Linked DNA regions of Homo sapiens: region 1 is linked to region 2. Evidence: chromatin contacts called from ENCODE Hi-C or POLR2A ChIA-PET data. All regions are on one chromosome and are shown on one strand. Each heading gives the region's core, a stretch centred on a gene start or an enhancer-like site at or near the end of the contact. The rest is flanking DNA. Distances are from core to core; before and after follow the strand shown.

Region 1 (2,747 bases), core at 232-2,731, 140 kb before region 2:
AGGGAGATATTTTATTTATTTGAGATCTCATGATGATATAAATTAAATCAGATATTTACCAGTACCTGAAAACTGAGGTATCTAACCACTAATAAAATTAGTCTGCAGCACAGGTCTGTTTAGAAGAAAGACTAGGGATTACAAAATACTATCAAGCCATATGGTATAGGAAGTTATAAAAACTATTTTTTGAGCAGAGTAGAAATTAATGCTTATTTATTCTTGCCTCTTTAGAACATGATTTGAATTCAGCATTACAAACAGCTGTTGGAGGCCTGTTTCTTTAAGTATGATATGGTCCTTTTACTTCTGTATGAGAAGCACCAGGAGTGCATAGGAAATCAGCCTGGTTCCATTCTCAAAAAAGCTTACATATAGAGAACAGAATGTGCACAAGCAAAGGAGAGAGATTAATTCGTTCCTTAAAGGACTAGGAGGGACTTCTTTAGGATCTAGTATTTAAGGCAAGCTTTGAAGGAATTGAGATGGAGAGATTGGTTTCAATCAGAGAAATATTTAGAAAAATGCATTCAACATCTGACTGAACCATGGTTATTACACCTGAGTGCTGTATTTAAGGCTGTTTGTACAAGCACCACCTAATGAAGTGGTAGCTTCCAAATCAGACACACTTGAGCACTAGCTTCCAAGTTAGACCTACTTGAATTCAAATCCTGGCTCTACCACTACTAGCTCTGTCAGGTAGGGCAAGTTGCTTTACAGTTTCCTCTTCTACAGCAAGGACAAAATAGTGCCTAACTTGGTTGGGTCATCGTGAAGAACAAATGAGATAATGCATGTAAATTGTGTGAAACAATGCATTTTCATGGATAATATGGTTTATATCAGTAGCGAAGTTGAGAAGATTGTAATGGTTGTCTTTCCTGAAAATCTTTTTTTAAAAAAAGGTTATAAGGAAGCTTCTGGACTATTAACAAAACTGCCTTCTGGTCATAAATTTCTGCTTTTCTAGGAAGACTCTATGTCTCTTAGAAACCCAATTGAAGTAAATCAGAACTCTGTTCTAAAAAAGAATGCAGTATGTATTGACACAGATGTAATCTCTACAGTCCCTGGTAAATTGTAGCTACTGAAGAAATATTGAACAAAATCTTGGGTAAAGGAAAACATCTTTTAGAAAGAAAGTTTCTTGAGTTAGTTTACTTGAGAAGCTTAAAATATTTCCCCGTTAGGTTTCTTTTCCTCTAAATCTCTGGGTTCACCCTGGGCCTGTTTTCCTAGTAAGAAATGTCTCTGCTTGGACTCCTAAACAAATACATTCCAGGGAAGTGTCATTAACCAAGCTGAAACAGGAACTAAATAAACAGGATGAATTAGCTTGAATTCACGTGGGTTGGCAACAAGTCATTTTTTTTCTCTACTTCTCAATTTGTTTTTTCAGTGATCCTGATTACTACTTACAGGTATGTCCTGATAGCAGAAAACAGGAAGCATACCAAAGCAGGAAGTTCCTTGTCTACTGACCTGCTCCTGTTCCTGTACAACAAGAAGCATTTTTTATTGATTTGCATACGCATGCTTTAAGGCAGCAAGTATAGATGTTGGCAATAGGGTTTTTTTTTTTTTTAATCATTGCGGGAGAAGGTCACGGGGCACTTGAAAGGGTCTAGAACAAAACATTTTTTTCTGCTGAATTGCACAAGTTTGAAAGTAAGGTTTATTTTATGACCTAGAAAAAGACTTTAATTGGGAAGTGGATATTTTATTTGTCCAATTATATGTATTAATTTGAAATTATACACACAGGACAATTTCTTCATGTTGTATTTTTTCCTTATGTTGGATCTTATACTTACCATTATTAGACTCTACATATCTGATGAATACACTCTAGTAAGTAGGTCAGTACTCTTGTGTCTGGAATTGGTGGGTTCTTGGTCTCACTGACTTCAAGAATGAAGCCGTGGACCCTCACGGCGAGTGTTACAGTTCTTAAAGGCAGCGTGTCCAGAGTTTGTTCCTTTTGATGTTCGGATGTGTTCGGAATTTCTTCCTTCTGGTGGGTTCGTGGTCTCACTGGCTCAGGAGTGAAGCTGCAGACCTTCGTGGTGAGTGTTAAACAGCTCTTAAGGCGGCGCGTCTGGAGTTGTTCGTTCCTCCCGGTGGTTTTGTGGTCTTGATGGCTTCAGGAGTGAAGCTGCAGACCTTCATGGTGAGTGTTACAGCTCATAAAGGCAGTGTGGACCCAAAGAGCAGTAGCAAGATTTATTGTAAAGAGCAAAAGAACAAAGCTTCCACAGTGTGAAAGGGGACCCCAGTGGCTTGCCACTGCTGGCTCAGGCGGCCTGCTTTTATTCTCTTATCTGGCCCCACCCACGTCCTGCTGATTGGTCCATTTTACAGGGAGCCCATTGGTCTGTTTTACAGAGAGCTGATTGGTCCGTTTTGACAGGGTGCTGATTAGTGTGTTTACAATCCCTGAGACAGACACAAAAGTTTTCCACGTCCCCACTAGATTAGCTAGATACAGAGTGTCAATTGGTGTATTTACAAACCCTGAGCTAGATACAGAGTGCTGATTGGTGTATTTACAATCCCTTAGCTAGACATAAAGTTTCTCTAAGTCCCCACTAGACTCAGGAGCCCAGCTGGCTTCACCCAGTGGATCCCACACCGGGGCCACAGGTGGAGCTGCCTGCCAGTCCCACGCCGTGTGCCCACACTCCTCAGCCCTTGGGCGGTCGATGGGACCAGGTGCCATGGAGCAGGGGGCAGCACTCGTCGGG
Region 2 (3,032 bases), core at 73-2,572:
CTCAGTTCAGAGCAATGTGATTTTGGGCATAAGGACAAGTCTATGGTATAGAAATTGAAAATGGGGCCAAAATTAGTTAATTGACTTAAACCCAAAATGTTCTGTGGAAAACAGACTGCCTGTACATGGTTTAAAAAATGGAGATTCCTAGACTGGAAGGCCATTGTGAACATGAACAGACAAAAATGGAGTTTATCTGGTTAAAGAACTTTTGAAACTTTTGAGGTTATATGAGGGGTCAGGTTTATTAAACATCGATTATCCAGCACTTTGCTAGATGATATGAAATAACAGCAGAAAATATGAACATTCCTGCCATTACCTTAGAAGAAGTGACAGTGGGTGGAAGGATGAGAGTAGAAAAAGGAGTGTGCCTGAAAATACAATAAGAACAAATATAAAAATGCCATAATACACGACCTTCATAGACTGGAAGGAAAATATTAGATCTGTTTGACCTCTTTGGGGTAACATTTGGCTTATATTGTTATTTGCTGCTTCTATGAACATAATAAAGGTTTAATTTTTATCACTGAAATTTTTACAAGTGCAAATTAAATGTCTCAAAAAAAAAAAAAAAAAAAGAAGAAGAAAAATCAAAAGCAAAACAAAACCAAAAAGGGCAGCAGCTGAAAATCAGTCTTTCCTATAAGGAGCAGGGCAATGATTAATGGATAACAAATTTAAAAACTTAAAAAAAAAACAAAACACTAGGTCTGCATACAATCACACACAAAACTATTTTATAGAAAAATGGGAGACCAAACAGAAGTTAAGAGAATATTTCATGACATAATTTTGAGAAAATCAAAATAGTCATCAAGTAGTCATAGTGTGTTTAGGAACTATTAATGGCCAATCAGTTTGTAAAAACCAGTCTTTACCAACCACCTGCCAACCACATTCCAGCAGTCCTTAAAAAGCCTCAAAAAGCAGTGGATGAGCAAGAAAAACTGTACAAATGAAAGAAATGTTAACATTGCTGAGAAATCAATACAGCCATGGCCATGCATTTCAAATTGTAGGAAGAGGACAGATGTCTATATGCTTATGCCTGTTGTTTGTACTACCCTCTCTACTCTTGGCATGCCTAAAGACAACTGGAATTTCACTAAAACCTTTGCAAATACAAATAATGAACAAATCCACACACAGCACACAAACACAATACATCCATGGCATTTGTTTGTAAAGGCACTTTCAGAGAAAGAGCATGATTCATTTGAAAGGCTCTCTCTGTGGTTATTTGTTTTCTGGTGATGCAGAAATTCTTCTAAATAGGTCATCATAATACTGATAATCATCTCCACGGTAACCAGCTTTCAAGGCAACTGGCTGAGGGTTACATTTCTAGATGGGGGAAATTGCATTAGAGGCATGGTAGTGACACAAGAAGCTGTAAGCTAGTGCCATTCGAATTCCCTTATACGTACAGCATTTATCAAATACTCTCTTTATAATCTGAACTAAGTATGACTTGTTTGAGGGACATTTGTAGGTGATGCTTCATCTCATTTTTAGGTAATGCTCCATCTATTAACCTAAATAGAAAAAAGAAATAACCAAATACTTGTTGGTTATTTCAACAAGTATTTGGTTATTTCTTTTTTCTATTTAGGTTAATAGATCCAGGTGCTTAGGCCTTCTAATGCTAACCCAGAGCCGGTATCTTGGGAGATTTCAGGAACAAGTGTTCACTCTCACCTTCCTCTCTCTGCTTGCCTCCATCTGTATAGGTGTTCGGCATATTTAGGAGAGGGACTAGATTTCTGTGGGATTGTGCAATAACATCTCGACCATAACATATCATGAAATTGAAGAATTTTTCTGATAAATGGGTTTCTTAGATCTGAGGCAATCCATTTTGCAGTGTCCAGGGATAAGACTAAGCAATTTCTTAGAACTATTCCACAGTTTAAGTCCTTGAAATGTTTTTTAGCCAAGAGTAAGAGGCTAAGCTGGCAAGGAACCCAACCAAACCACCTCAGCTTTATGTTTTTGTTTTGTTTTGTTGTGTGTATGTGTGTTTGTCTATGTCTTAAAGTACTTACAAAATTCTGAGGGCAGAGCTACTTCACAGCTGTCTTATACTTGCAGACTCTAAGGCTTAATTAGAGTTAAAAGAACTAGTTGAGGCCTCCAGGCTCAGGTGATAGAATGAAAGCAGATTATAGAGTCTCTCTCTTTCTCTTTCTCTCAGAACTAAAAACAAGGGATACCAACAATGAAAACCACTAGCTCCCTCCTTTCTAGTAATAAGTCAGCAATGAAATAAGGAAAAGACTGTAACCTAATAATATGGACATTAAAACAAAACAAAGCATGCATGCACGTGTGCACACATGTGTGGGCGCACAGACACACACACATACAATGCTGGCTCACAAAAGAACAGATCTTGGAGTGGTACAGTGTAGCTTCTAACCCTGAACTCCCTTCCTGCCCCTGGAACCTTACTGGTGAATTACTGAACTCTCAAGACCTCACTATAGTCTTCAGATCTGGAGAGAAACTAACTAAATGACTATCCTTATTTTTCTCATTTTTGTCTGAAGGGTAGTGGATTGGCTATTGGACAGAAGTGGGCTGCTTCTTTCTGACAGAGCATGTATCGGTAAAGATACCACATTGCATATAAACTCATTAGAAAGGGGAATCGTCTCATTTGTTCACACAGCTTACTTCCAGCACCTAGATTAGAATGTGCCTTGCAAAGGAGAGGGGCTCAATAAAAATTTGCTGAATGATTTTAAAAAATCCTAGAGTGTTCCCCTTCAGGATGGATATGTATTCTGATTAAAGAGAGGGATTAAAATGTAGTTCAAAGTATCTAACAAATCCCAGAGAGAGAGAGAGAGAGAGCACGAGCAACCAAAAGTGCAGAGCCCAGGAGTTCTAACTCAGATGTCACACAGCTTCAGCAGAGCTTTCCCTTCCCTCTCTACTCCCTGCACCATTTCCTTAGGCTGCAGTTAAGTGGATGGTATCCAAAATCAAGTTCTTTAACCATAGCTTTGGGGAAAAAAGTTAGA

What was found. A loop is a pair of places that touch in the nucleus more often than their neighbours do. ChIA-PET counts read pairs that join two places held with the same protein, here RNA polymerase II (POLR2A). Pooled maps may share reads with other maps.
Region 1: a loop to region 2 is called in a pooled map, with 2.4 times the contacts of the local background. The contact joins two enhancer-like sites. A Hi-C loop is called at or near these places in 8 of 168 maps with a recorded cell type or tissue (Caco-2, Caki2, IMR-90 and 5 more) and 5 of 50 pooled maps. POLR2A ChIA-PET finds 5 or more read pairs at or near these places in 2 of 52 experiments (H1 and PC-9).

Annotation. Positions count from the first base shown.
Region 1 is chr12:79,565,270-79,568,016 of GRCh38, reverse strand. No RefSeq gene overlaps it. Among named protein-coding and RNA genes, the nearest start is that of PPP1R12A-AS2, 120 kb to the left of the region's middle. Within about 2 kb of position 1,481, at least 4 of the 41 ENCODE cell types and tissues checked have a DNase peak (open chromatin) inside an H3K27ac peak, as active enhancers do; they include PC-9, where a contact is called at or near this core.
Region 2 is chr12:79,422,506-79,425,537 of GRCh38, reverse strand. All of the region lies in intron 9 of SYT1 (synaptotagmin 1), which reads right to left. Among named protein-coding and RNA genes, the nearest start is that of MIR1252, 4.8 kb to the right of the region's middle. Within about 2 kb of position 1,322, at least 4 of the 41 ENCODE cell types and tissues checked have a DNase peak (open chromatin) inside an H3K27ac peak, as active enhancers do; they include PC-9, where a contact is called at or near this core.